Regions from separate parts of the Homo sapiens genome. Here regions 1 and 2 are each linked to region 3. The links are chromatin loops, found by intact Hi-C in ENCODE. Cell type or tissue: dorsolateral prefrontal cortex. All regions are shown on one strand. Links, peaks and the distances in the headings refer to the core of each region. The heading gives the core; the rest is flanking DNA.

Region 1 (10,070 bases), core at 1,262-9,261, 700 kb after region 3:
TGTTCAAGATAACTTCATAGAGGAAATTCCCTACCGCTTTTGGCTTTAAAGGATAATCATTGGTTCTTGCTGGTCTTGTACTACTATTTCCTGAGCTACTCTGAAATAGAATTGCTTTTAGGTTTCAGGTCTTCATTTATAGAGCTATATCCCTAAAAGATTAGATACGTCTCAGGGATGTTTTTCAGGATGCTTTTTCGCATCATGGTGATTGTATTAGTCAGGTTAGACTTGATTATGCTGCAGTAATACATTACTTCCCAAATTTTAGTGACTTAGAACAGCATAGCTTTACTTCTTATTCATATTACATGTTTAACACTGGGTAACAGTGGGGCTATGCTTATCTTGGACGTTCAGGGACCTATACGCTCAGAAGCTTGGCTGCTTTTTGATGTGACCATCTCGACATGAGTCTTTAGGGTTTTCTACAGCAGAGAAAGAACAAGAAATAAATTGTCTCTTAAATGTTCTTACCATTTTCATTGGCCAAAGCAGGTCACATGATCATGCTTACCTATAACTTTGTAGAGAACTGTAATTTTTCTGTCTTCTCAGAGAGAAAAGAGGACTGGAAATGACAGAGAATATGAATAACATATACCACAGTTTCATTGGGCATGAGAAAATGGTGATACTTTGATAGATCTCAGAAAATTACATACACTCAGCACCATATACATGCCCTTGAAGAGAAGAGACCATAGACTCTTAAAAATGTAAGTATCTCAGAGGAGATTTTGGCCAGTGAATCCAAATTATACAGCTTGGAAGTCTACAGGTTTATGCCATAGGGGACACAGAGGGGAAAATGAGGAACTAAGATGGGAATCTTGCCCACACATCTCCTTCAAACAGGGCAGTATAGGAAAGCATATACTTCCAAAATGATATGATTTTCAGTCCTACTCTACCTCGAACACTCTTCCTGGAACATACTCCAATTTGTCATCGGCTCCTCTTAAATTCAGCACTCAGTCATGAAAATGTTCTTTCATACCTGGTCTCATCAGTGTAGAGGCCAGAAGACCTGTTGGTTTTCCTTGCTTTGGATTTGTTATTTTGGCAATTAACGTTTCTGACAATCATACTATACCTTTGACTCATTATAAGCCTCATGTGGGTTTCTCTACTCCAAGGAGGCATAGGAGTTTAAAATAGGAAAACAGTAGTACGTTGTGATGGATTGTATTTTTCAAAGAAAGTCACAATAATATTTCCCATCCCATGCACTCTTCTGCAATGTATCCTTGACATTCTGTCATCAAGATTAAGAGGTAGACTCTCTCTCTACCCTCTTGAATGTGGATAGGCCCTATGATGGCTTCGATCAATAAAATATGGTGGTTTAACGCTGAGGCAGGTGGGGCACGATGTCTCACGCCTGTAATCCCAGCACTTTGGGAGGCCGAGGTGGGTGGATCATGAGGTCAGGAGATTGAGAACATCCTGGCCAACATGATGAAACCCAGTCTTTACTAAAAATACAAAAATTAGTCAGGTGTGGTGGCACACCCCTGTAGTCCCGGCTACTCAGGAGGCTGAGGCAGAGGAATCGCTTGAACCCAGAAGGCGGAGGTTTCAGTGACCCAAGATCGCGCCACTGCACTCCAGCCTGGTGACAGAGTGAGACTTATATCTCAAAAAAAAAAAAAAAAAAAAAAAAAGTGCTGAGGCAGTGAGGCAGCTCTGGAAATAGCCCTTAACTGGCTTGGCAGCTTCTGTTTTCTGACTCTTAGAAGCCAGTTGCCATGTAAGTAATGTGACTACCAAAAAATGACCACACTGTGAGAAGCCCAAGTGTGGTGGAGAGGCCTTGGGGAAAGAGATAACCCATGAGGCAAGAAAGAGGCCCAGGAGGTCCCAGGCATGGGAATGAAGAAACCAGCTTGCACATCCTGCCCAGGCTACAATGGACTGTAACCACATGAGAGGTTCCAAGATTAAACCACTCAATTGACCCCAGCCAACTCATAGCACCATGAGAAATAACATTGTTTTAAGCCACTATATTTTGGAATAGTTTTCTTAAAAATATAAAGTGATAGATAACCATAATAGAAATTTGTGCTAGAGGAAAATCCTTAAGACTCTTGAAAGCCATTTTGTCTAACAAAGAGTGTAAATAAGATATGGCCTTAACGATCCTAAGTAATTTTTCTAGTTAAGAAATAACTGTAATCAGTTGAGTGTTTTTCCACTTTATGTGACTTCAGTTGAGGCTGCAATCATTTGGTGTCTGGATGAGATGGGACATCCAAGGTACCTCATTCACATAAATAGCTGGCAGTTGATGAGATAACTCAGCCAGAGAGAACCTATGCATGATCTCTCCATGTGACCAAGGCTTCTCACAGGATGGCAACTGGGTTCCAAGAAGGGCTATCTGAAGAAAAACTATTCTTAGAAAACCAGGCAGAAAAAATAAAATTTCTTATGACCTAGCTTCAGGAGTCATTCATTGTCACTTTTGCTATATTTTGTTGATCAAAAGCAAGGCAAAGGGCTCTCCAATATTCATCGATTAGGGGACTACACAAAGGGAAATATTAGGAGTCATGGTTTATTGGGGGGCTATCTTTGGAGACAAGCTACCTTGATGGATAGAGAAATGATAACGGAAATAGGTTTGATGAAAAACGTGGTTAATCTGAATTGCAGTAGGTCTGATGGTTGGTTGGCAAGTTGTCCTTATTCTGGTGTATGGGTGAAGGGAATAAGCAGTGAGTTAGCTCTTACCTAGATCCATCCCCTAGAAAGTAACTGTGTCCAGTTATCAATGGGCAGGGCTTGCTGGGCGTTAAGCACAGGTAACCTCTAGTCTTTTACTATGTTTCTGCGACAGTGGCATAAAACAGCTTTTTAATGAGACCTACTGAGATGCACTGACAGATCTCTTCCTTTCCTTTTGTGTCTAGCCCATCCACCTTCATGTAAATGATTTATCAAGAAATAAGACCTAGGATTTTGAGATGGGTACATAAGAGCAAAAGAGAACTAGGATGAGATCATTCTCTTTTGCCTGCCCTTCAGCATTCTCAATGCAAGCAGGTTGGGGTTCTAAAGGAAGAGCAGGGATGACTGGAACCCTATAGCAGTGAGTCTGAGGAATGGGATCATGGGGGACCCAGAAGGAGGAAGCAGAACTGGAAGATGTTTCCATTCTGTGAAAGTGGCTTTTGGCTTTGAGGCAGCAACAGTAATATTTCATGTCTTCCGTGGTGTCTCCTACCTTTAAATGTCAGTCTCTGCAGCTGCCTTATCTCCTGTAGCACATTTCAATTAGGTATTCCAAATTATACTCTTTTCTTCCAGGACAAATATGCCAGAGGTGATATTTACTGTTACAGCAGCATTTAAAATACTTAGGGGGAAAAAATCCTAGTGAATAGCAATTTCTCCCTTATAATAATAATAAAGCACAATAATAATGGAGAGAGGAGGTGAATTCTGGCTTTGATGCCAATAACTGGCTGACTTAAAGTGAACATCTTTTGTCTCCGCCCTCTTTTGTCCCCCTCCTCCTATTCCCGCCTCAGTGTGAAGGTTATAGTGTTTGGCTCTGTCAAGAGCAACCTCACACATCTTCTTCACTGGAGGCTCACAAATGCTCCTCAGAATGTCTATTTAACTATCTCTAGGTAGGACTGGGCTCTGACTGGGCTCCTACTTCACCCATTACCTGTTTCTTCCTTTGTCCTGAGAATGTTTGCATGAAGCCAGAATCTCTGTTTGTTTAGAAATTTACCAGGCACCACTGCTTACTCCTCACCTATGGGACATTGTAGGTCCTGATGGAACACCCCGGCCTCCTCTCTAGGAGGTATATGGGTTAGAAACTTATGTATTGTACCTTTCCTTCTTGGAATCAAGTCCTTGGCCTGGTAATGAAGGTCCTTCGATCTGGTCTGCATTTTCCAGCTCCATCTCCTACTAATCTTTATATCCTTATCTACTGTTTCCCTAGGCTGTTGTCTTCACGGCCGCCATGGTAGGTTTTGCCTATCATCCCAAACCTTGTGCAGGCCTACCACAGTACTTGACATATGGTGGGGGTCTCAGTCAGTATTCTCCCCTATATTTAGAACCCTTCCACTAGATCTTGTCTTCATATTTTTGATTCCTGCTCAGGGATCAGATTATGTTCCATGTCCTCCACTGAGCCTTTTCTGACCTCCTCAGCGCACTCAGTGCCGTTCCCTCTCTGAATTTCTAAAGTGCTCAGCAGCAGCAGCACTCATTTGGCACTTGGTATATACTATCTTATGCTATTTTGTATGACCATATGTTGTCTATACAACTACATTATAAGCACCTGATAGGGATAACTGTGCCCTGTGTGTTTTTCCTATCCCTTTGATTCTAAGATAGTTCCTTGAACATTGAAGATGCTCAGTTAATATTCATTTATTAAGTAGATAGATCAAGGAGTAAATGAAAGCAAGGATCCTAAGAAGCCTGCCTTTTGGTGCCAATCTATTCAATTTGGAATTCACAAACTTACCTAAAACAAGGCCTTTCAATTTCCTGTTTCCCCTGTAAACAGAGCTCTACCACCAGGATTTCTCAGAAGCTCTTTCTCCACACTGAACCCTAAAACTGAAGGTTCAGGTAGAGAGCTTTTCCAGTGTGAGAGAATTTTTAAAGCATCTGGGGTTTGGCACATCCAGTGCTTTGAAAATCAAGGTGTCTTGATCATTGGGTGAAGGGGATTAGAACAGCAGGCTGTGTTTTCAAGTTCAAGTCCATAAGCAGACAGGAATAGAATCCCACAAGAGTTTGTTCTGTCTCTGCCATTTACTAGTTAATCTCTCTATGCCTCAATTTCCCCATTTGTAAAATGGATTTAATAATGGCTGTCTACCTTATAAGGTTGCTATGAGGTGCCAGTGTGATAATAAACGTAAAAGTACTTTGAATATTGCAAAACACTGTATGAATGTCAGGAATTAGGCAGGCAACAACTATTTCTTGGGGGTTTGTTCTGCATGTAGCCCTGCACTATGTGTAGATAGAGGCCTCTGTACATTACAGAAGACTGGCAGAGGCATTGGGGATTCATCATGGCTGGAATTCTGGTTCTCAGATAGATGAAAGCTGGAAAAAGTATTATAGCCTAGCAATCACATCTGAAAGGTTGGCAGCAACAATTGAGTCAGAGAAGACGGGAGGTGAAGTATTGGCAAAAATTTGACCCTGGTCATTCTTTGAACACTTCAGATTTCCACAGATTCTATCCCTTTAACATTTCTGAACGTTATGATTTTGCTTCCTCCCCACACTGGCAGCTCTGCCTCAATGAAACCGTGTTGCTTTTTTGGTTGATCAATTGTGCCCAACTTCCTGATCATACTTGTCCTGAGAGCCTGTGTTAAGCTCATGCCGGCTCTCCCACCCCGCCCCCAACGCCGGCCAAAAAAAAGACTCTCTAAAAACAGGTGCCCCCGATGATCTCACACTGCTGCTGGCATTGGCAGCAGCCCAGAAGGGCCAAATGGTGACTTCAGGTCCAGGGAGGCTACTGTCCTCAGCTCTGTTTTCATGTAAATGTCGCTCCTGCTGAAAGGAAGTGGATGCAAAAAAATATCTGCTATGGAAGCAGAACTACCCCAGACTAAAATGTTGGTTTTTTTTTTTTTCTCTCCCCCTTTTCTTTTCCTTCAAGTTTTCCATGTGGCATCAGCAGCTGAGTAAGGGAAAGCTAAGAGGTTTAAGTGTGCTGGGGCTGGGTGGGCTAGATTAATAACCCAAAGCCTTCCAAGCTGGCGGTGCTGGGTGAGACAGGCCAACCAGAAAGCGTTAGGTTATGGGGAGCCCTGGCCACAGAGCCAGACCCTACCAGGGTGGAAGGTGAAGGAGCAGCGAGCTCTGCGTGCTTGCCCCGAGCCCCCACCTTCCTTCCTTCCTCCTCCCTCTGGTTTCTTTCCTCCCATTTTATCGAGTCCCTCTGAGATGGCTGCGCACCAGTGGCTCCAGCCTCTGACCGTTGCTGCCCTCTGCTGGGAAGAAAGCTTTACTCGGTGTGGAAAGTGCTAAGCTCTACCAGGGACCAGCTTAATGCAGACCAAGTCCACAGTCTGTGGCTAGTGTGTGATTTGGCCCAGAGGAAGGAAGGACAATTCAGAAAACCCTTGCACCACAGTGTTTCCCTAGTGGTTTCAGGTGGGGGCAGGACTTTGGAATCTATTAGGGAAGGATTGCTTGAATCCTCAGAGTTCTCTGTTCAAGAGGAACATCCCTGGGAGAGGAGCCTCCTGGCTCCTCTTTACCTGGGTCAGACATGATGTATGGAGACTCCACCATGGATGACCCTTAAATATGATGGATGGCTTTAGTTACAGGACACAATTCTTTCTCAAGGGAAGGTGACCAAAAGAAGTTGGGTCTTGAAGGGGCTGCAGGATGGGCCTGGAAGTCTCTTGGCTCTAAAGGAACCATCATAGAATGGGGATTCTGAGCAACCAGGAAGCAGCAGAAAAATATGCAAAGCCAGATGGGAGTGGGGAATATTGCCCATTAATGGGCAAGAGTACATAGAAAGGTAGATAATAAACTGGCTTCACCACTTCTCAACTTTCCCCAGAGCTGGCTGTGCCAGTAAACTGTGCTCAGCTGGCTTTGGATGAGAGAAGGACAAGAGGGTGCCTATCTCCAGCATGGCTGTGGGGTCGCCCTGCTCCATCTCTGGATCTTCAGCCTAGAGTGCAGCCCAGCCAAACAAGAGCGATGACCTCACTGACCACATGTAATTCTGCTTGAGGGATTTATTTTCTTCCATGAGCTCCTGCCAAGACTCTTGGTTAAAGCTAATGGGGCTCCCCCAGCCAGTGAGTGTCTCCTAGTTATATGTGTAAACAACGCCAGGCAGGAAATAGGTTTCCTGTTCTTAATGGGCTTGTTAAACCTCTTATCGAGTGGGGTTTAAATGGCTTTATTATGAATAATAATAATAGTAAATAAACATTATTATTATTAGTAGTAGAAAAATTATGATGTCAGCCCTGACTACCCCTTCTCATTTTAATCTTGCCAACGTGGAGGTCTTTGGCCTCTAAGTGCACAGGAATATGGTGAGTGACACTGGGACTTATAACTGGAGAAGATGGCAGAATTCATCTTCGTTGCCTGCAGCTTTCCAATCCTGAGCCCTTTTCCACTTTCATCGTGTTTCCATCTCCATCATTCCTTTCATTCAGGGTTTTCATGATCTTATTCTATCAGAGAAGATAGAACTACACATCCCTCTCCTTCTCAGTTTTATTTAGCATTGAAAGCCATGGACAGAGGTTCTGAGGTTAAATTGAGGTATCGGGTAGAGGGGATTTTGGAGAGAGCAGTGGATGCTGGTAGGGGAGCTCAGTTGGAAGTGGGGCTCATGTTCTGATCTTCAGTGCCGAATGTCTGTGTCCCTCCCTCAGATTTACATGTTGAAACGTAATCACCAATGTGATGGTATTAGGAGGGGGGCCTTTTGGGAGGTTAGTAAGTCATGAGTGCTTTGGGATTAGTGCTCTTATAAAATAGGCCCAAGGGAGCTTGTTCACCCCTTCCACCATGGAAAGACAGAAGAAGAACTAGAAGCCACCATCTATGAACCAGGAGGTAGCCCTCACCTGATGCCAAATCTTCCAGCACCTTAATCTTGGACTTCCAAGCCCCCAGAATTGTCAGATACAAATTTTTGTTGTTTATAAGCTACCCAGTTTATGGCATTTTGTTGTAGCCACCTGAACAGATTGAGATATCCAGTTTATAGCTGGAACTGGAGGTATACCAGGTATCCCAGACTTTGGTAATTTATGTATCAGGTTCACTATTTTCACCATAACTCCCTACAACAGTATTGATTTTCTTTACACCGATTATCTTGTTTGACTTAAGTAGATTTGGCATCATCTTACAAGCAATATGTCTTTGAAATCCTGGGTTCAATGTGTTAGCCAGGTTTTTTACTGACTGCATATTGAAATGAATATCTAAGAGCTAAATATTTTTTCCTAAAGTTCATCATGTGGCAAATGTGTCACACCCTCCAGGGAAAACATACCACAACATCTGGAGACACTGCTATAGGGTAGTGGTTCTTAAACTTTAGTGGGCATGAGAAACACTGGCAGAGCTTCTACCAGAAACACTGGTAGATAGCTGTGCTCTTCCCCAGAGAATCTGATTCAGCAGGTCTGTGGTGGGAAATATGACTTTGCAGGTTTTTTTTTTTTTTTTTTTTTTTTGAGACAGGGTCTCATTCTGTCACCCAGGCTGGAGTGCAGTGGCGCGGTCTTGGCTCACTGCCAGCTCTGCCTCCCAGGTTCACACCATTCTTCTGCCTCAGCCTCCTGAGTAGCTGGGACTACAGGCGCCAGCCACCACGCCTGGCTAATTTTTTGTATTTTTAGTAGAGATGGGGTTTCACCGTGTTAGCCAGGATGGTCTCGATCTCCTGATCTCAGGTGATCTTCCCGCCTCGGCCTCCCAAAGTGCTGGGATTGCAGGCATGAGCCACTGTGCCCGGCCTTTTCTTTATTTTTTGAGACAGAGTCTCATTCTGTCACCCAGGCTGGAGTGCAGCAGCGTGGTCTCGGCTCACTGCAAGCTCCGCCTCCCGGGTTCACGCCATTCTCCTGCCTCAGCCTTCTGAGTAGCTGGGACTACAGGTGCCCACTACCACGCCCAGCTAATTTTTTGTATTTTTAGTAGAGACGGGGTTTCACCATGTTAGCAAGGGTGGTCTCAATCTCCTGACCTCGTGATCCACCCATCTCGGCCTCCCAAAGTGCTGGGATTACAGGGGTGAGCCACCGCGTCCGGCCGCCTTTTATTTTTTTTTGAGATGGAGTCTCCCTCTGTCACCCAGGCTGGAGTGCAGTGGCACAATCTCAGCTCACTGCAACCTCCACCTTCTGGGTTCAAGCAATTCTGCTTCAGCCTTCAAGTAGCTGAGACTACAGGCACCCGCCCCCACACCCAGCTAATTTTTGTATTTTTAGTAGAGATGGGGTTTGACCATGCTGGCCAGGCTGGTCTCAAACTCCTGATCTCAAGTGATCTACCCGCCTCGGCCTCCCAAAGTGTCCAGAACTCCTAGACTCAAGCGATCCTCCTGCCTCAGCCTCCTGAGTAGCTGCGACTACGGGCTTGCACCCGGAAACTGCAGTTCTAACAGTTGCTCAAGAGATGTTGATATCCAGGGGCCACACTGGCAGTGGCACTGGCCTGGAGAATAAGGGCCTGTTCTCCATTTCCACATGTGAAAATTTCCTCATTTGAAAATGGGGATAATGTGTGCTGTATAAAATGAAATAATTTTTTCTTGGTGCCAATCTGTCTATGCAATGGAATGTTTGTGTCTCCCCAAAATTCACATGTGGAAGCCCTAACTGCCAATGTGATATTAGGAGATAGAGCCTTTGGGAGGTAATTAGATCATAAGGGTGAGGTCCTTAGAATGAAATCCATGCCCTTAGAAAAAGGACCCCAGAGAGTTCCCTCACCCTCTTTCTGCCATGTCAGGATACAATGAGAAGTAAGAAGTCTGCAGTACAGAAGAGGGCTATCACCAGAAGCTGACCATGCTGGCACCATAATCTTAGACTTCCAGAATGCAGTACTGTGAGAAATAAATTTCTATTGTTTATAAGCCACCCAGTCTATGGTACTTAGTTATAGAAGCCCAGATGGAGTAAGCCAACCTGTTTGGAGTGTTTTTGAGCTGTCATGCTTTTCAGGTTCAGCTTAAAGCTCAGATGGGAAATACAGGAACTTCTGCAGGTTAATTCTGGTTCTAAGTTCAAGTCCTAAGAATAAGCCCATTATGCAATTCTGGGTGGCCAAGCAGTTCTCCAGCAGCCCCCAGGAAGTATTCTATCTCACAGAATCCTGGCAAAAGGAGACAGTCTTCTCAGTCTGGTCAAGGGCTATGTTGAGTGTGAGGGAACAGAGGTGAATGTCCCTTGCTGTGCTCACCATGTTCTGAGAGACAGGCAGACAAAGCGTAATTTACAATTTGATTAAGTGATTGCATTGGTGACTTTTTAAAGCCGCCCAGTAGTTGAGCCCCCTTTCTGCATTTG
Region 2 (10,070 bases), core at 1,036-9,035, 130 kb after region 3:
GAAGGAGTCTCATTCTGTCACACAGCCTGGAGTGCAGTGGTGCAATCATGGCTCATTGCAGCCTCAACCTCCTGTGCTCAAGAGATCCACTTCAGCCTCTCGACTAGCTGGGACTATAGGCGTGCACCACCACACCCAGCTAATTTTTATATTTTTTTTGTAGAGATGAGGTCTCACTATGTTGCCAAGGCTGGCTTCAAACTCCTAGGCTCCAGTGATCTGCCCAACTGAGCCTCCCAAAGTGCTGGCATTACAGGCATGAGCCACCACGCCCGGGCAAACGGGCAAATTTTTAACTTTGAATTTCACCTGGCTGGGCGTGGTGGCTCACGCTTGTAATCCCAGCACTTTGGGAGGCCAAGTTGGGTGGATCACGAGGTCAGGAGTTCAAGACTAGCCTGGCCAAGATGGTGAAACTAGAAATACTGTCTCTACTAAAAAGACAAAAATTAGCCAGGCGTGGTTGCGGGTGCCTGTAATCCCAGCTACTGGGGAGGCTGAGGCAGAGAACTGCTTGAACCCGGGAAGCAGAGGTTGCAGTGAGCCAAGATCGTGCCACTGCACCCCAGCCTGGGGGACAGAGTGAGACTCCGTCTCAAAAAAAAAAAAAAATTCACCTTTTGTATCTCCTGGATTGTGAGGAAAGGCCTCAGCACCCTTGTTTTGCATGCTTCATGGCCCCAGAGGCCAATTCTTGAATTTAGTGATTTGAAAAATATTTGCATGCCATCATTTTCTAGTTGAAAAACTCTCAGTGTCTGCCTAATTCGCATTGTCTTAGCCTAAACTTCTTATTTATCTATCAAAGCTTTCCATAAAACCACCCTACTCAAACTAGTTCTACTTCAAGCATTTTCCCCTTCCAAAATTCTCCATTTGAAACTCTTAAGGGCCTGGTCTCTTTAATATCTCACACAAATTGTTAATTGCACCTTTTTTATGATTGTTCTTGCTGCATATTCCAGTTCTGTTTTTTCATCAAAGCTTAACCAAAGCACTGTATCGTTTATAAATCTGTTCATGATTATGCTAGCTTTCACTGGGTGCTACATCATGGCTTAAAACAGGGATCAGTAACTATAGCCTGTGGGCCAAATCTGACTCAGTGCTTATTTTTATAAATAAAGTTTTATTGGAACACAGCCATGCTCACATATTTACATATTGTCTTTGGCTGCCTTTGCATTACAACAGAAGAGTTGAATAGTTGCAGCAGAGATCATATAAACTGCAAAGCCTAAAATATTTACTATCTGCCCTGGCTTAAACCATAAAATTCAGCACTTAAATTTGTTTTATGCTTCATTGAATTCTTTCAAAAAGCCTTCTCAGATTCTTCTTCTTCTTCTTTTTTTTTTTTTTTAAATTGGGACAGGGTCCCACTCTGTTGCCCAGGCTGGTCTCAAACTCTTGGGATCAAGGGACTCTCCTGCCTTGGCCTCCCAAAATGTTGGGATTACAGGTGTGAGCCACCATGCCTGGCCTTTCAGATTCTTCTTTATTCCTCCTCCTCTCACTAGCCACTCTTTACCTTTTCCATCTTTTCCTGCTCTGAATTTCTGTCACAATTTATCTGTATTTTTTTTGTGCTTTTCTCCTTCTAAAATTGTAAATAGTCATTTATTTATGTATCTGTTTTGCATAATGCTCTAGCCTATAAATGCTTTGAGGGCAGAATGTCTTTAGGATTATCTCTGTACCCTGTCAGCAATTAGTGCCCGAATTCAGTAAACCAGGATAGAACCTTGTTGGTTGTAGAGTCTAACATGGCTCCTGATTGGTCCCCCTGAAATTGCCACAAAGGGTATCACCAACTTCTGGAAGTTCTATGCAGGGGTATGGCATCATGAAGAGCTGTGTTTCTTCTGGACTAAAGCTATCTAATCCTGCCTTTGAACTGATAGCCAAATCCTGCTTCCTTAGTAGTAAGATCACCATCTTATGGAGGGAGAGAAACCTTGCAACTTTGTGGATGAATTATGGGGTCTTATTGACCCTGGTTCATTTCCATCCCTCCTGTCTTTTCCAACATGAGCCCATTTTATAGAATTCCAGGTGTAGGCCCATCAATTCCATGGAGATGTCCAAGAAAGGAACAGCTTTCCTTTCTCTCAATTCTTGTTATACAAAGATTCAATAATATTGTGGTCGTCAGGATAATGGACCCCCCAAAAAATATCCATGTCCTAATCCCTGGAACCTGTGAATATGTTACTTTACATAGAAAATTAGATTTTGCAGATGTGATTAAGGTTAAGGACTTTGAGATGGTGAGATTATCTGGGATTATCCAATTGGGTCCAATTTAATCACCTAAGTCCTTAAAAGTGGAACAGCCGAGGCAGAACAATAGGTCAGATAGATGTGATGTGAGAAGAACTTGATCCACTGTTGCAGGCTTTGGCAATGAAGGAAACAGGTCATGAGCCAAGGAAGAAGGGCAGCCTCTGGAAGCTGGAAAGACAGGGAAACAGATTTTCCCCTGGAGCCTCCAGAAAGGAATGCAGCCCTGGTGACACCTGGATTTCAGCCCAATGAGACCCAGGTTAGACTTCTGATCCGTAGAACACTTAGATAATAAATTCGTGTTGTTTAAGCCACCAAGTTTGTGGTAGTTTGTTATGACAGTGACAGAAAACTAAGACAGATACACTTATGTTTTTGGCTTGAAATGGCTGGCCCCTGCCACTTAATCCAAACGGTTCAGTGACTCAGAGGCAGAGTGGGGAGGTGGAGGCCAGATGGACATTTGCCCATCCATTACAGAAAAAAAAAAAAAAAAAAGGTGGTGTTGTCCAGAGTCCTGGAACTAAAGCTGGCTGGTTGTCTTGGAAATCATGACCTTTATCCCTAAGAAGAAATTAAACTGAGCGAATGTGAATGACGACAGCAGCCTTTTTGCTGGCAGTCTATTTGGGGAAGGGACGGACTGGTCTTGTGGGTTGCTTTTCTCACATGTGTATACAAGCTTCAGGCTTTTAGTGCCAGCTGGTAGAATTTTGGTCCTCAAAGAATCAGAAACCCTAAAGTCCAGGGGAATGGCTCTGGTTACGAAAACAATCTGATGAACTCTGTATTAGTTATCTATTGCCACAAGAACGCTCAATAGAAAACTATCCCCCAAACCTCACTGACTTAAAACAATAATTATTTATCATGGCTCACAGGTTTATGGACTGGCTAGCCCTTTCTGCAGATCTGGGCTGGGCTCAGCTGGTCTCAGCTGGGCTTGCTCATGCATCTGTGGTCAGTTGGCAGGTTGGCCAGAGGCTGATTGGTCTAGGATGACCTCAGCTGGGGTGATTCAGATCTTTTCCACATGCTAGCTCATACTCCAGAAGTCTAGTTGCTTTTGTTCTTATGATGGAGGCAAGGGGAGCTAGTGAGCGAGTGTGTGTATGAGAGAGAGAGAGAGGTGGGCAAAGGTCTCAAGGCCTTGGCTTGGAACTGACATGCTGTCACTTCTGCTGCATTCTATTGGTCAAAGTAAATGACAAGGCAGCCTAGATTCAAAGAACAGGGTAATAGGCTGAACCCCTTGATGAGAGGAACTATCAAGTCACATTGCAAATGCTGTGGGAGGGATGAAAGATTAGGGCCATTTTTGTAGTCAATCTGCCACAAACTCTCTGGGAAAGGAGAAGCCCTTAGCCCCAAATAGCTCCTGAAGGCTGAAGTGAACGAGGCCACTGCCCACATCTGGCTCCTCTCTGCAGGCTGTGAAAACATCCCACGGCAGTCCTAAGGGAGCCATCCGAGCCTCCAAATCCTGTCCCCTCTTCACTGCCTGCCCCCACTGCCAAAGAAAGCTACAGTGTTCTCTGTGAATTGCCAGCCGCAGTCCCCTCCCTTCTCTGCCTCTCTGTTCCAAGCCCGAGGGAGGTCGTGGGTGACCAGCTGGCTTGATGAATGCGGCTTCTGTAAACCTTCCCCGGCCTCTGTCGCTGCATCAGCGTGAAATGAACTTGCTAATACTCTAAGAGCCACAAACCTTTTCCTCCACCCCAGCACGACACATCGAATCGATCTGGCTGGGTGAGCCGCGACAAACCCCACAGAAAAAAGCATCAGCAAATTTAAAGCCTCATTCGAGGTCTTGATTCACCATAAACTAAGTTGCTGGCAGCAGGCATTGACACTTCCACTGTGGTTGATACTGCGATTTATTTGACTTGCCGTTAAGATGTTGATATTGACCAAGACTGAGTTCTAAATGAAAAGGCCCATGGCAATATATCTTTATTGCTCAAGTAATCCGAGGACTTGCTAATCCTTTCCTGTCCGCCAAGATGGTCTCACTCAATAATGTTGCAGAAATTCTCTAGGAACACAGAAACCATCACTTAGATACAACAAGATGTTCTTTCCCCACAAGGCCTCCTGAAAGAGGAATGGTGGTACAAGCAGTGTGTTTAGTAACAGGACCAAAGTGTTGGAAATCTGTTCTTGCCCCCACAGCCCAAACCATTATATTTTTTTTAACTTTTCAGAGACCTAACACCTTCCTTTTCAGAAACCCAGAAACAAATCACAAAGGACTTTGTATGGGACTTGCTCATGAAGAGTATCCGCTTCCCTTTCTTCACCTGGCCCATGTTAGGGCTTCAGCCTTGCCTACCTCTAACCCAGGCAAATGAATCCTGGTCCCAAGGGGCACTATGATGTCACCCTTAGTGCTGGCCCCAACAGTGAAATTAATGTGACAGTTGGTTCTTGCTAATTTCAAGGCCCAGTAGGAACACAGAGAAAGAATGGAAAATTTATTACCTGCTAATTTATTTTCTCATTGAAATGTCATCTGCCGCCTTCACTTTAGGGGAAAATATGTTAGCAGTAGAGTCATATAGGGCGCCTTTTGTATTATTTTGGGTGTCAGGGTCCCTGCAGAAATCAGCAGGGAGAAGAACCCACACAACAGGGTCAAGGAAGCAGCCCAGGGTGGCTGGGTTAGGGAGCGAGCCAGAGGGGCAGAATTTTCCAGCCCAGCTTCTTTACCCAGCTCTGCAGTGGGAAGAGGCCCAGACAGGTGGAACCACAGGAAGACAGAGCTTTCACAGATGTACTATCTGTGTCAGGAGAAGCAGGTGCAGGCCACCCCAGACACTGATCCACAGTGTGGCTGTTGTTCTTGTCTCTCTAGAACAACTGATGACAGTCTCCGCTAGCCCTCCTGGCTTGCTGTTCTGGGGATGAAGGGATTGATCACAGCCTCAACCTCATCCCAAAGAAGCACTGTCACATAGAGATTCAGAGTGCAGGCATGGCAGTCACACAGTTTTGGGTTTGAATCCTGGCTTCAGTGCTTACCAGCTGGGTGACCTTGTCACTTGTCCTTTCTAAGCCACAGTTTTCCCATCTGTCAAAAGGAGGAAATAATAACGACACCATGGCAGACACTGTTTATTGGCTCCTGTGTTCCTTGGCAACAGATGATCAGTTTTGCTCAGATATCACTTCCCACAGTTTCTGGGGGACGTGGGCTCCATTCCTGGTCCAGGAGTGATCCTGTGATAATTTCTGGCCAATGAGATGAAAAAGGAAATTTTCCGAGGTGGTTCTGGGAAAGATTCCCCTCCTGGTAAGAGAAGAAGGACAAGGAGTATCTTTTTGCTTTGTCTGACCCCAGTCTCCTTCTTGATGTGAAGTCAGAGGGTGAGAAGAGTCTCTCTGCTTAGGTTGCCCCCTGCTGCCTACCGGGAAACTTTGCTGAGTTTATCACCAAGAGACCAAGAGAATGTTGGGACACCTGTCCATACTCCTGCCTTTGTAGGGCAGCTGAAACAAAGCCATTGACTGCCTATGTTTTATGTGAGAAGAATGGACCTCTGTTTAATTAATTAATCTTTTGAGACTGGGTCTCATTCTGTTGCCCAGGCTGGAATGCAATGGCACGATCTTGGCTCACTGCAACCTCCACCTCCTGGACTCAAACCCACATCAGCCTCCCAAGTAGCTGGGACTACAGGCATGTGCCACCACCTTTGGTTAATTTTTTTGTATTTTTGGTAGATATGGGGTTTTGCCAAGTTGCCCAGGCTAGTCTTGAACTCCTGAGCTCAAGCGATTTGCCTGCCTCGGCCTCCCGAAGAGCTGGGATTACAGGTGTGAGCCACCATGCCAGCCACACCTATTTATTAAAGCCAGTGTGAACTGGTAAGTTTGTTCCTCATAGCCCAAATTATTCCTAAATGATACAGGTACCTATGTTGTGGCTGTGATTAGAGCATTAAATGAGATTGTCAGAGGCCCTTCTGGACAAAGACCTGAAAGTTTCTCTAGTTTCTCTCTGCAAAGACTTTTTTTTTTTTTTTAATTTCTTTATTTTTTTTGAGACAGAGTCTCACTCTGTCGTCCAGGCTGGAGTGCAATGGTGTGATCTCAGTTCACTGCAACCTCCACCTCCTGGGTTCAAGTGATTCTCCTGCCTCAGCTTCCCGAGTAGCTGGGACTACAGGCATGTCCCACCACGCCTGGCTCATTTTTGTGTTTTTATTAGAGGTGGGGTTTCACTGTGTTGGCTAGGCTAGTCTCGAACTCCTGACCTCAAGTGATCCACCCACCTCGGCCTCCCAAAGTGTGGGGATTACAGGCGTGAGCCACCATGTCTGGCCTCTCTGCAGTCTTGACATAGATTTGTGAGATCTGCTCCCTGGGAATAATGATGAAAGAGAGAGACTGGGGAAAAGGAACCGAGGAGCTGGGTCACTCCACTTTTCTCTTTCTGTTTTGGGGAGAAGGCAATTCAGGCCTTAGCTGGATGATTTTCCATCTACCACACATGTGCTTTCCGCTGGGTCAAGTATCTATTGAATACATCCTGTAGATAATAACTGGATTTTAAAATCTGTAGACCTGAAATTTTGATAAATTTTATTTTGTTTTCTTATTGCTTTATCTTCTAATTTTAGAACTGTGGATGGCATCATTTTAGCTTGAGTTCATTAAGCAGAAGCTCCCATTGTTTTAGTTTTTGATTTCTTTTTTTTCAATTTACATTATAAAATATTTTATTTTTAAGCAATATATTATCATGGTTTATTATTCATAAGGCACAAAAGAATATACAGCAAAAAGTCTTCCTGCCGCCATAACTTTCCAGCCATTGAGTTCTTGGAGGCAACCAGTTTCTACCAATTCTTTTTTTTTTTTTTTTTTTTTTTTTATTGATAATTCTTGGGTGTTTCTCGCAGAGGGGGGGATTTGGCAGGGTCATAGGACAATAGCGTGGGAAGGTCAGCAGATAAACAAGTGAACAAAGGTCTCTGGTTTTCCTAGGCAGAGGACCCTGCGGCCTTCCGCAGTGTTTGTGTCCCTGGGTACTTGAGATTAGGGAGTGGTGATGACTCTTAACCAGCATGCTGCCTTCAAGCATCTGTTTAACAAAGCACATCTTGCACCGCCCTTAATCCATTTAACCCTGAGTGGACACAGCACAGGTTTCAGAGAGCACAGGGTTGGGGGTAAGGTCACAGATCAACAGGATCCCAAGGCAAAAGAATTTTTCTTAGTACAGAACAAAATGAAAAGTCTCCCATGTCTACTTCTTTCTACACAGACAGGGCAACCATCCGATTTCTCAATCTTTTCCCCACCTTTCCCACCTTTCTATTCCACAAAACCGCCATTGTCATCATGGCCCGTTCTCAATGAGCTGTTGGGTACACCTCCCAGACGGGGTGGTGGCCGGGCAGAGGGGCTCCTCACTTCCCAGTAGGGGCGGCAGGGCAGAGGCGCCCCTCACCTCCCGGACGGGGCGGCTGGCTGGGTGGGGGGCTGACCCCCCCCACCTCCCTCCCGGACGGGGCGGCTGGCCTGGTGGGGGCTGACCCCCACCTCCCTCCCGGACGGGGTGGCTGCCGGGTGGAGACGCTCCTCACTTCTCAGACGGGGCGGCTGCCGGGCGGAGGGGCTCCTCACTTCTCAGACGGGGTGGTTGCCAGGCAGAGGGTCTCCTCACTTCTCAGACGGGGCGGCTGGGCAGAGACGCTCCTCACCTCCCAGACGGGGTCGCGGCCGGGCAGAGGCGCTCCCCACATCCCAGATGATGGGCAGCCGGGCAGAGACGCTCCTCACTTCCTAGATGGGATGGCGGCCGGGAAGAGGTGCTCCTCACTTCCTAGATGGGATGGCGAGCGGGCAGAGACGCTCCTCACTTTCCAGACTGGGCAGCCACGCAGAGGGGCTCCACACATCCCAGACGATGGGCGGCCAGGCAGAGACGCTCCTCACTTCCCAGACGGGGTGGCGGCCGGGCAGAGGCTGCAATCTCAGCACTTTGGGAGGCCAAGGCAGGCGGCTGGGAGGTGGAGGTTGTAGCGAGCCGAGATCACGCCACTGCACTCCAGCCTGGGCACCATTGAGCACTGAGTGAACGAGACTCTGTCTGCAATCCCAGCACCTCGGGAGGCCGAGGCTGGCGGATCACTCGCGGTTAGGAGCTGGAGACCAGCCCGGCCAACACAGCGAAACCCCGTCTCCACCAAAAAAAATACGAAAACCAGTCAGGCGTGGCGGCGCGCGCCTGCAATCGCAGGCACTCAGCAGGCTGAGGCAGGAGAATCAGGCAGGGAGGTTGCAGTGAGCTGAGATGGCAGCAGTACGGTCCAGCTTCGGCTCGGCATCAGAGGGAGACTGTGGGGAGAGGGAGAGGGACAGGGACAGGGACAGGGACAGGGACAGTTTTTGATTTCTTTACCATTAAGTCTGCCATTATGCTCTCAGGGGGACTAGCTAGTTCTCTATGCAAAGGGAACCTTTGGCTAAGTGACAAATCATTTTTTTTTAATGCCAAGAATCACCTTCCAATTAATTTATTTTCTAAAATTATTCCAATCATTGTCTGAACCCTGGAGCTTGCTGTGTGGTAACAGCCCATAACCTGATGGACCTTGCAGGCCTTTTGCAAGGATAATAAAGACAGGGGCTATGGCTGGGCATGGTGGCTCATGCCTGTACTCCCAGCACTTTGGAAGGCCGAGCTGGGCAGATCACCTGAGGTTAGGAGTTCAATACTAGCCTGGCTAACATGGCGAAAGCCCAGCTCTACTAAATATACAAAACTTAGCCAGGCATGGTGGTGTGCACCTGTAATCCCAGCTACTCAGGAGGCTGAGGCAGGAGAATCACTTGAGCCCAGGAGACAGGTTGCAGTGAGCCGAGAGTGTGCCACTGCACTCCAGGCTGGGAAACAGAGTGAGACTCCATTTCAAAAAAAAAAAAAAAAAAAAAAAAAAAAAAGACAGGGGCTACAAGGCCATGCATTCTTAGCTTTGAGTTGATAAAACTTGTTTGTCTCATAGGTTAAATTAATACATGGTAAAGTTGATCTTTTGTGTGTGCACCGTTCTATTTTTAACACATAAATGGGTTCGTGCAACGATCATCACAAAAAGAAGTGTGGTGAAGGCTGGGTGTGGTGGCTCAGGGCTGTAATCTTAGCACTTTGGGAGGCTGAGGTGGGTGGATCACTTGAGATCAGGAGTTCGAGACCAGCCTGGCCAACATGTTGAAACTCTGTCTCTACCAAAAGTATAAAAATTAACCAGGTGTGGTGGCACATGCCTGTAGTCCCAGCTATTTGGGAGGCTGAGTCAGGAGAACCGCTTGAACCCAGGAGGTGGAGGTTGCAGTGAGCCAAGATCACGCCACTGCACTCCAACCTGGGTGACAGAGTGAGACTCCGTCTCCAAAAAAAAGGACTTTGCAGAGAAACTAGAAAAACTTTCGAGCCTTTGTCCAGAAGGCCCTCTGACTATCTCATTTAATGCTCTAATCACAGCTACAACATAGGTACCTATTTCACTTACGAATAATTAGGGCAAGGAGGAACAAACTTACCAGTTCACGGTGGCTTTAATAAACAGGGGTGGCTGGGCATGGTGGCTCACACCTGTAATCCCAGCTCTTTGAGAGGCAGAGGCAGGTGGATCACTTGAGCTCAGGAGTTCGAGACCAGCCTGGGCAACATGGTGAAATTCTGTCTGTACCAAAAATATAAAAAGTAGCCGGGTATGGTGGCGCATGTCTGTGGTCCCAGCTACTCGGGAGGCTGAGGTGGGAGGATTGCTTGA
Region 3 (10,070 bases), core at 789-8,788:
TTACAAGCGTGAGCCACCGCGCCTGGCCTAGTGATTTCCTTAGCAACAAAACGACGGAGTTTATCTTCTTTAAAGATACCAAAACTTGCTTCCCTGAGGTGCTGTGAAGATTAAAAGATACCATACATATGACCATGTTTTATAAAACGTAGCAATCCAAACAAACAAAGCATAATTGGTATGTCTGAGGGGTGGGTGGCAAATACTTTAACTCTGTGTCCCTTGAATGAGTCATTAGTAGGTTAGACTTGGTTAAAAGCCTTGAATGCTTATTTCTAGGGAGTGGGACCCAGACTAGGTAAGTTTTGATGAAGAGGAGGAGATAGGAAGCACTGGGCCGTGTTTGAAGGGCGGCCTCTGTATGAGGTTGGAGTTGACTGCCCCGTGTACCAGGAAGCTGGACACCAAGGGAAAAGGTGTGTGTGTGTGCGTGTGTGTGCATGCATCTGCCCTGGGCATTGTGGGGTAATGAGGGTTTTCAAGCAGAGCAGGAAGGTGAAGGGAACAAGGTGTAGGGAACAGTCTGCACTCACACCTCTCTGGTCCTGGCCTGTCTTCCTGCAGGTGCACCTTCGCTCTGCCAGGCGTCTCTGTGAGCTCTGCTGTGCCAACCGGGGCACCTTCATCAAGGTGGGCCAGCACCTGGGGGCTCTGGACTACCTGTTGCCAGAGGAGTACACCAGCACGCTGAAGGTACTGCACAGCCAGGCTCCACAGAGCAGCATGCAAGAGATCCGCCAGGTCATCCGAGAAGATCTGGGCAAGGAGGTACCCACCTTTGCAGGGGGGATGGGCCTTGGTTGGGATGCTTCAGAAAAGGCCCCGGCTGAATTCTTGCAGCCTCGACCAGGGTGCTGGGGATCCACCAGTGACACAAAACCAAATGTCACAGCCACTCTCAGTGCTGAAATCAAAGAGGTTAGAAGGAATCTCAGTGGCCCTCAGTGAAACATACCAGTTCAACCATATGAAATAGTTCATATGAGACTGTTATTGACCTGAAACCTATATATCATTCATATGGTTCAACCTAATAATAAATGTCACTTACTGAAGGTTTAAGGCCTTATTGAAGCTTTATCCTCAGTAGGGCTTTGAAGCCCCATCCCATCTGGTTTCAACCTACCTGTCTGTAAGTTGGTGGGGCAGAGTGACACTGTGGTTTAGACTCTAGAGCCAAGAGCTTGGACCTTGCACAAATGATTGATCTTGGCACCTCACTTTCCTTATCTATAGCCCACCACATAAGGTTGCTGTGCAGATTACACGGGATAATGAATAGAAGGTGCTTAGTATAGTACCTGATGTAGAGCAAGTGCTCAACAAATATTAGCTATTATTTGTATAGTAATGGTGTTCTATACTATTGTGGTTGTTGTTTCCCTACGCTCTGGTCCCATTGTGCTACCTGTCTCAAACTCACTGTGTTGTCTTAGTCCTCAGTGCTTGTGCCGTGGTCTACCATCTGCCTGATGTCTTTGCTTCATTCTCTACTTGTCAAGTGACTTCAGGCCATCTGCCTATCTGTCCACCCAGCTAGCAAATCCCAGGCAGGGTGCTAGGTGCTGGGTTTCCCGTCCAAACCCCAGCTCTTCTAGGAAGTCTTCTGTGACCCTCCCTTGACCGATCTTATCCCTCCTTTGGGCTCTGCAGAACTTTGCTCCCTGCACTTGTGCAACTTGTGGCTTGATTAGTTGTGTCTAAGGATTTCCCTGCAAGTCATAGTCTTTGAGGATGAAGACCATGACAGTCCTTTTACTCTGTATTTACAGCTCTGGAACAGTACCTAGCAGGTGCCCTGGGTCTGCTTAAAGAGCCAATGGATGAACTAGAAATAGTGTTGTTAGGCTACTTGGCGCAGGGCCAGGAGAGTAGGGCAGAGGTTTGATAAAGACCAGTGGTTCCCTTTTTACAGGGAGCTGGCACTGACTATTGGTCCCTTAATGTGGAGCTGGCCCCAGGTACGCAGCATCCATTCAAAGGTGTCCCACTTCTCAGTGATATCCTGGCCTGGAGCGGGGGTTGGATCATACAGCAGGTGAACATAGAAACATCTCTGACTCCTCTGCCACTGAGGAACATGTCCTCCAAAGGGAGAGACATTGAGTGAAAGGTAAACCCGAACTGTGGCTGGAGTCAGGGAGCAGGCTGCAAGCTGGGAGGAGCAGGGTCAGGAGAGAGGGACCCCAGGCAGAGGGGACTGAATTGGCATAGTGCTGGCCCACTCATGGCTTTGCCTCTTGCCAAGACTCTTGGCCCCCAGCTTCTAACAGCACGAGATTCACCCCCAAATTAAAACTAAATAAATCACGGTAATAACAGTGTGAAGTGCATCATTGCTGGCGTGTGGCAGCTCTCTGGGGGTGGAAACAAGGAGCAGGAGGCAGCAGGTTAACCCTTGGAGGCTGACTTGTCTGGAGAGCTGGGGAGGGAGGTGGGACAAGGGCAGGTTAGTGGCTGTCCCCAAGCCAGGGTGGAGTGAGGGAAGTTTGGAGTGTCAGCAGTCATGGTGGCCCACCCAGCTGGCTAAAGAATGTTTGGGGTTGGAAGACGTCGCCTGATCTTCAGGGCCCCTTCTCCAGTCCCCTCCACCCCCTGCCGATTAGCCCTGAGCACAGTGGCCATGTGGCTCCTGCCCCCACAATGCTTCTTTAGACCCCTGAGGAAATGGGCTACTGTCCATGTCATGGTTCTGAGGGGTGTCCCTCGCAGCTGGGGAGCTTCTTCAGAGCCCTCTGGGTTCTTACCAGGGCCCCACAGGCACACACTCTGTCTTCCCTGCCCTCTTCCTCCTCCTCCCCCTTGGAAGATGGCATTTGTTCCCTGGTGACACACTTTCCCAGTGTGTGGGTGGAGGGAGGGGAGCGGGGCCATGTGGGAAGAAGGGTGGGTGCGTGTGGGGGTGTGAGGGCGGGGTAATGTCACTCACTTGGCATTTCCAGCCTCCTCCAGCCCCTCCCATGACACTTCTCGGGGAGCAGTCTCGCCTCCAGGATGCTTGAGTGGGCCCCACTCATCCTCAGCTCCATGCCAGCCCTAAGACCTTCTGCAGAAAGCTCCATTTCATCCCTGGCTTAAAAGAGGCTGTCAGTTATGCCTCACCACCTTCCTAGGTCCCAGTCCTCGGATAGGCTTTGAGGTTACCTTGAGCTCAGAGATTCCATAAGTGCTCCTAAAGCTCAGACTGTAGAGAGCGGTGGTGTGGTGAGGGAGGTGCTTGGATGGTCAACAGCAGTGTTAGAGGTCACTATGTCCTCAGACCCATCCCTGTTGCAGGCAGGTGGGGCCCGGCCCTGTGGGGCATTCCCAGCATAGGTGTGGGGGTAAGATTGAGGGTGCAGTACTTCTGGACCCCACGGTTCATATGCATTTCTGGATCAGCCAGAATTTCTGCACATCAGCTGGCACCATCAGTGCAGAGGTGAGGGCACTCGAAGGGGCACTCTCCTTGCATAGCATTGGCTCAGGCAGGGAGTGCGCTGGGGCCACATTGCTAAGGGAGGGCTGGTGACAAGCAATGGGATGAGACCTCATGTCCTCTAATTCCCAGGCTGGTGATTCGTCCCCTACATAACAGCTTCTGTTTGGCAGGAAAAAAAGCAGTTGTGTGTGTGTCTGTGTGTATCTTGGAAGTTTCTCAGCTAGTATTACCAGAAAGAAACTTACTTTTTTTCCTTTATTTGGTTGTTAGGCTTATATCCTGAAAGACAGGTTCCAGGAAGCAATCAGGAGCCCAGCCTCTGGGAGGTGGGGTCGTTTCTGCCTCCTCAAAAGTGACCTCGTTCTGGACTGGGTCAGGGGTGGTCCCAGCCTTGGTCCCCTTGACTGCCCTTGGGGCTGTGGGTCCAGATGCAGTGCTGACCTTGGCCAGCAGATGGCGCCTGAGCTTGCAAGTCAGGGATGGTTGTAAAGACCTGGCCCTTCTCTTTGTGGGGGGATCCCTGACCAGGTGGATGAGACTGGGGGTCTTTCTGCTCTTGGGCATGGTTCGTGCTGTTGAAGGAACGCAGGCTGACATCTCTACACCCTGAATGGGCATGCATAGCCTCAGCCACGAGGCTGTTGACCACCCTGGGTGCCTCAGCCCTTGACTCCATGTTGGAGGACGTGGTATTGGAGTTAGGAGTTCTCTGATGCTCCGCAGTCTCTGATGGCCAGTGATTCTGTGCTTCAGCACCTTTTCCTTCATTCCTTCTCTCTCCTGCTGGTCTACGCGGTTGGCATTTAGTGAAAAAGGACAGTGCCGGACATTTGGGTGTAGCCAGGGATGGGTACGACCTCATTCCAGTCCTCACAGTCCAGGGTCATGGGAGGTTCACTCATCATGGTAATACATGGCCACATAGTGCCCAACGAGCTTGCAGAGGAGAGAGAGGTTGCCTTGGGCAGATGGAGGCTTTCTGAAGCAGGTGGCCTCTGACCCAGCCCCTTAGAGATGGATGGAATTGGAGGAGGTGGATGTTGGAGGAAGTGATTACTGATTAATAAGCTGGGTTCAGCAGAGGTGCAGGGACAGGAAAGCATAAAGCATGGAGGTGAACAGTGAGGTCTTGTTGATTACAATGTGGCGTTCAGCCGGTGAATAGTGGAGCAGAGGTTGTAGGATTGGGGCTGAGGTCACATTATGAAGGGCCTAGAATGTTCTTTTCAGAATGTGAGTCTGAGGGAGAGGAGGACTTGGGGAGGGACCTGATCAAAAGAAGGACGAAGAGACTGAGATATACGGAGTGGGGTGGGGCATGTGGTCGGGTGGTTGAAGGAATTTGCCTAATAGGCTGAATATTTAGTAATGTGGGAGATGAGGTCATCTTTGAAAAGTGGAGGAAGATATAGATGGGGAGGTTTGAAGTGGGTGGGAAGCTTGGGGATAGAGTTATCGTGGAAATTAAGGGATGATCTTTGAATTGTCAGCCACACTATGCTGTTATCTTTGGTCATGCACACACATACACACACGCACACACACACACACACATCTATACCTGCCCCCATGACATACAGACAAGTCAGATCTTGTTACAGCCTATTTCAAGAAATGGTCCAAGCCGTGCGTGGTGGCTCATGCCTGTAATCCCAGCACTTTGGGAGGCTGAGGTGGGTGGATCACTTGAGGTCAAGAGTTCGAGACCAGCCTGGCCAACATGGGGAAACCCTGTCTCTACTAAAAATAGAAAAATTAGCTGGGTGTGGTGGTGGGCGCTTGTCATCCAAGCTACTTGGAAGGCTGTGGCAGGAGAATCACTTGAACCCAGGAGGCGGAGGTTGCAGTGAGCTGAGATCAGGCTATTGGACTCCAGCCTGGTCAAGAGAGTGAGACTCTGTCTCAAAAAGAAAAAAAAAAAGAAATGGTCCAGTTCTGTCCTAGAATATAGTTATATCAGATAAGGTTCTGTCCACCTCTGAAATCCCATGAGAAACTGAAGGAAATGAGGCCAGCTGCTGGCATGGAGCACAGAAATACCTCTGTTAGGGGCAATGCTTATATTGGTGTCTGGGTGGTGTGGTTTGGCTTTTGTACTCTGAAATTTGTTTTTATCAGTTTTTCACCCCCTGGTCTTTCCTCCCAGGGGAACTTATTTTACAGCTCCCCATAGTACGTAGGGACAAGCGTATGCTGCAGGTGCTCTGTGTTCTTGATGCACCATCTGACTGGAGTTTCAATGAGAATGAAGGAGAGAGAAGGTGCAGGGGTACCGTTGTGCAACGGGTAGAATAATTCATATCCAGTTGTTTTGTAAGAGCCTGTGGGTGCAGTGGGAGGGCAGCTTGTCTTGTTTGCTCAAGGTTTAAGCAAATGTTCAGAAAAGAGATAAAGAAGCCTTTCCTCCAAGAATATAAACTGTTTATCCAACTTGTTGGTGGTAGAGGCAGAGAGCAGGCACTGTAGGCGCAAGGACCAGCATGAACAAGGCAGAAGTGGAGAGATGAGGCAGGAGAAGGCCTGCCTGGGCGAGGGGCACACAGCACCTCTGTTGTCCCATGGAGAACTTGATGGGAGGGGGTAAAAGGTGCCCTCTTTTTGCATCTCTTCCTCCAGGCTATGGCAGGTTGGCCAGAGCTGGGCTGGATTTCATTCCTGTGTAACTCAGGGCTCTCTAGAGAAACAGAACCAATAGGATATGAATGTGTGTGTGTGTGTGTGTGTGTGTATGTGTGTTTGTGCATGCATGTTTGCTTGTGTGTGTGTATTTAGAGCTAGAGAGAGAGAGAGAGACTGATTGATGTTAAGGAATTGGCTGATGTGGGTTATAGAGGCTGGGAAGTCCAAAATCTGCAGAGTGGCCCAGCAGGCTGGAGACCCAGGAAGAACCGATGGTGCAGTTCAAGTCTGAAGGCTGTTTGAAGGTTACCTGCTGGCAGAATTCCTTCTTGCTTGGGGAAGGTCAGTCTATGTTCTGTTCAGACCCTTATCTGATTGCATGAGGCCCACTCATGCTATGGAGAGTAATCTGTTTTATTCAAAGTCCACTAATATAACTGTAAATCTTGGCTGGGCACAGTGGCTCATGCCTGTAATCCCAGCACTTTGGGAGGCTGAGATGGGAGGATTGCTTGTGCACAGGAGTTCGAGACAAACCTGGGCAATATAGGGAGACCCCATCTCTGTTAAAAAAAAAAGTTAAAAAAATTGAATTAAAAAAACAAACAAACAAACTGTAAATGTCACCTAAAAATACCCTCACACAGCTGAGTGCGATGGCTTATGCCTGTAATCCCAGCACTTTGGGAGGCTGAGGCAGGCAGATCACCTGAGGTTAGGAGTTCGAGACCAGCCTGGGCAACATGGTGAAACCTCCGTCTCTACTAAAAAAAATACAAAATTTAGCCAAGTGTGGTGGTGCACACCTGTAATCCCAGCTACTCAGGAGGGTGAGGCAGGAGAATCCCTTGAACCCGGGAGGTGGAGGTTGCAGTGAGGCAAGATCACTCCACTGCACTCCAGCCTGGGTGACAGAGTGACACCCCGTATCAAAACAAAAACAAAAACAAAACCCCTCACAGAAGCATCCAGAGTAATGCTTGGCCCAGTATCTGGGTGCTGTGGCCCAGCCAGGTTGACATGTAAAATTAACCATCATGATTCCCTATGTGGCCCTCAGCCAGGATTTCACATGTGTACCCTCGGTCTGCTTTCACACGGCCTGGAGCTTCATAGCGAGCCTTGGCGGTAGACAGGAGCCAAACTGCCTGTTGGTATATTGGCTTTGTGGCCTTGGGCATGTTACTTAACCTCTCTGTCCTGTCCCTCCATTTCCCGATCTCTAAAATTGGAATCATAACACTACCTGCCACCTAGGCTTGTTGTGGGGATGGATTGAGTTAATGATTGTGGAGCATCTAGTGCAAGCTTGCTGCAGGGCAAGGGGCAGTAAACGTTAATAATTCTTTCTGTGTATTGTGCTGTGTGCTTTTTATGAGCAGGTACTGGGGTTCTGAGAGACTCGTAAATGGCAGAGTTCCATCTTTACCTGGGCTTTCTGATAACTGGTACAGCTCTCTGTCCCATATTCAGTCATATGTTGCTTAATGATGGTGATATGTTCTGAGAAATGCATCATTAGGTGATTTTGTTGCTGTGTGAACATCATAGAGTACTTACACAAACCTAGATGGGACAGCCTACAATATACTTTGGGTATATGGTATAGCCTGTTCTTTTCAGAATATGAGACTGAGGGAGGCTTGAATCTAGGCAATTGTAACACAATGGTGCGTATTTATCTGTCTAAACATAGAAAAGGTTCAGTAAAAATATGGTATTATTAATATAATGGATCGCTTTTGTATATGTGGTCCGTTGTTGACCGAAATGTTGTTATGCGGCACATGACTGTACTGTTTTGCTAGAATAATCCTCCTTTCTCTTCCTCTTCCTGATCAGTACCCAGCACTCTATCTGGTCAGCCTCTTCCCGCTACTTTTAGAAATCCCCACAGGCTCCCAGGCAGCCTGGGTTTCTAGGGCTCTGTCTCCCACTTTGGGGGGTTACCTGGGGGGCAGCTCAGCTGGTTAGGGTTAATTGCTGCAGTTTCCCAAGGCCCTTTGGCAGCTCTCCTCTGGATTAGGGACTCTGAAGTATGTGCTCTTGGTCTCCAGGCAGGGCTAATTCCATGGATGAGGGGTGAGAGGAGGTGGAAGTCTGGCCAGATCGCCAACAAGGAGTCACAGGTGCCTGTAGTCATGGAGTTGGTGGTTGTGCTGTATTTAGGACCCACTCACCTAACCCTCTTCACTTGCAAGGTGGCAGCCAGATTCAGCTTCCCTTACAGTGTCCTGGTGGGGCCGGGTGTGGGCTATATCCAGGGCTGAGCATGCCCTGGGCTGGACTAGGAGTAGGGAAGTGGTTAGAGCAGAAGCGGGGCAGGAGAGCCCCTCCTACCCTGGGGTCTGACTCCACCTGTGCCTGCAGCCCCCGCAGGGGAGAGATGCCTCCAGGCTCTCATATTGTTTGCTTCTTTCCAGCACTGATCCAACTTCTCCCCATCCTCCTCTTATTTACTCATGTGCATTTATTGAGCACCTCCTCTGTGCCAGGTACTACACCAGCCCCTGGGGTTCCTGCCCCCTGGAGCGCCCTGGCTGTGCCCCTTGGAGTGCCATTCTCCCATGCTGGCAGGGTCCAGCTGAGGTCAGCTCACCCTCTAGCAGCCCAGGCTGCATCACGGGCCCAAAGCTACCTGGAAACCTTTGGCGGTCTGTAGACTTGCTTCTCCTGGTCCTGAGCACCACCTTTGTTTGTTCAGGCATCTGGTTTGTCTCCCCAGACTGTCCCCAAGAAGGCTACCAAATGAATATTCTGGGAATGGAACAGAAGGATCTGGTGGCCATGAAGCCATGTACAGGAGGACTAGGGGCCAGGGAGTGGGATCGCCTCCTCCCAGCTGGGCCTCATCCTGCCTTCCCAGCAGCTCTCAATAAAAAATACATTTGTATTAAAAACATAATGAAGAATAAAAAAACCCATTTCCCCCCCAATAATGCTGACATCAAAAGAAGATTTTTATCAATTATGAGAGAGATTTCGGCCATAAAATTGCAATTTAACTAGTGGGAGATGGATGGCAGGAAGCATTGCTGTCAGCACGGACGGATGGCCTGCTGTTAGTCACTGCGGGAGAGGCAAGGCAATGGTCGAGGTGGCCCTGGCTTGTGCTTCCTGCTGATGCCCCATCTGGCCCGACCTTCTCCCTGTGACCACTGCCCTCCTGCAGGCCTGTACCCTGTCTGTGCCCTGCTCCCGGCCTGTGTCCTGCACCTTGAATCCTGGTGTCACCATGTTCTATGTCATCCTGGGTAAGTTTTGTGATTTTGCTGAGCCTTGGTTTCCTCATGTTTAAACAGGGATGATAAGAGAGCCTTCACATGAATAGGGCTGTGGTGAGGAATGAATGCTATAGCCCAGCCAAAGTGCACTGCCTGGTGAATGGTAAATGCCAGTTCACTGTCAGCTGTGCTTGTTACGTGTCGAGTTGTTGCGAGAGCAAAATTTGGCAGTTAAGACCAGCACCCTCATCTTGTATCCAGCACCTTGCCTGGTGCCTCGATCTTCCTGAGGTTTAACAAATACTGACTCTGTTTGTTCACCTTCTGTTGTTCAGTGGCAAGTGCTTTGGACAAAAGTTATCTGGGAGAATCACTCATGGGTTGTGAGGGCTTATAAATCATTTAGTGCGACCCCCACATTTCACAGGTGAGGAAACTGAGGCTCAGAGAGGGGCAGTCACTTGCTTAATGACACAACTGGTTGGTGGTAGAAACAGGACTAGAACCCAGGTCTCCTGATTCCTGATCCAGTGCTCTTTCTCCTGGACTATTCTGTTTCAGATGGAAGCTCAGTGCCCGGAAGAGAGGGCAGCACTCAATCGAGCAATCGGGCTGGGCTTGCTGTCAGAGCCACCCAGTGGGCCTCCGTAGCTTGCATTGTCCTTGGGACCTTGTAGTTTCCTGCGGACTTTGAGGAAGCCATATTTTCCTAAGTCCAGGATCCTATGGTTCTTTTTGTCCTTCTTCCAGTCTTTTGTCTTGCCAGTGGTTTGGGGTGATTATACTAATGTGCTCACCAGTTCACT

Evidence for each region. A loop is a pair of places that touch in the nucleus more often than their neighbours do. Peaks named below come from ENCODE experiments on the same cell type or tissue, not always from the same donor. Only the 100,000 strongest peaks of a DNase experiment are listed, where the experiment ranks them.
Region 1: a loop joins it to region 3, with 4 times the contacts of the local background. A loop is called at or near these places in 71 of 110 quality-filtered maps.
Region 2: a loop joins it to region 3, with 4 times the contacts of the local background. A loop is called at or near these places in 20 of 110 quality-filtered maps.

Annotation. Positions count from the first base shown.
Region 1 is chr14:78,560,755-78,570,824 of GRCh38, forward strand. All of the region lies in intron 4 of NRXN3 (neurexin 3), which reads left to right. Among named protein-coding and RNA genes, the nearest start is that of NRXN3-AS2, 140 kb to the right of the region's middle. In dorsolateral prefrontal cortex, for the core only: a CTCF peak has its summit at 5,991 (motif pointing left); a DNase peak (open chromatin) is centred at 5,987; H3K4me3 peaks cover 928 bases; H3K27ac peaks cover 967 bases.
Region 2 is chr14:77,985,881-77,995,950 of GRCh38, forward strand. No RefSeq gene overlaps it. Among named protein-coding and RNA genes, the nearest start is that of NRXN3, 180 kb to the right of the region's middle. RefSeq lists an enhancer at 7,734-8,353. In dorsolateral prefrontal cortex, for the core only: a CTCF peak has its summit at 5,708 (motif pointing left); DNase peaks (open chromatin) are centred at 3,251 and 3,871; H3K4me3 peaks cover 938 bases; H3K27ac peaks cover 6,223 bases.
Region 3 is chr14:77,858,512-77,868,581 of GRCh38, forward strand. It overlaps ADCK1 (aarF domain containing kinase 1), which reads left to right. Exons shown (of 11, transcript NM_020421.4): 4 at 565-768. Among named protein-coding and RNA genes, the nearest start is that of ADCK1, 63 kb to the left of the region's middle. RefSeq lists an enhancer at 3,930-4,129. In dorsolateral prefrontal cortex, for the core only: CTCF peaks have their summits at 3,874 (motif pointing right) and 4,073; DNase peaks (open chromatin) are centred at 1,870 and 3,870.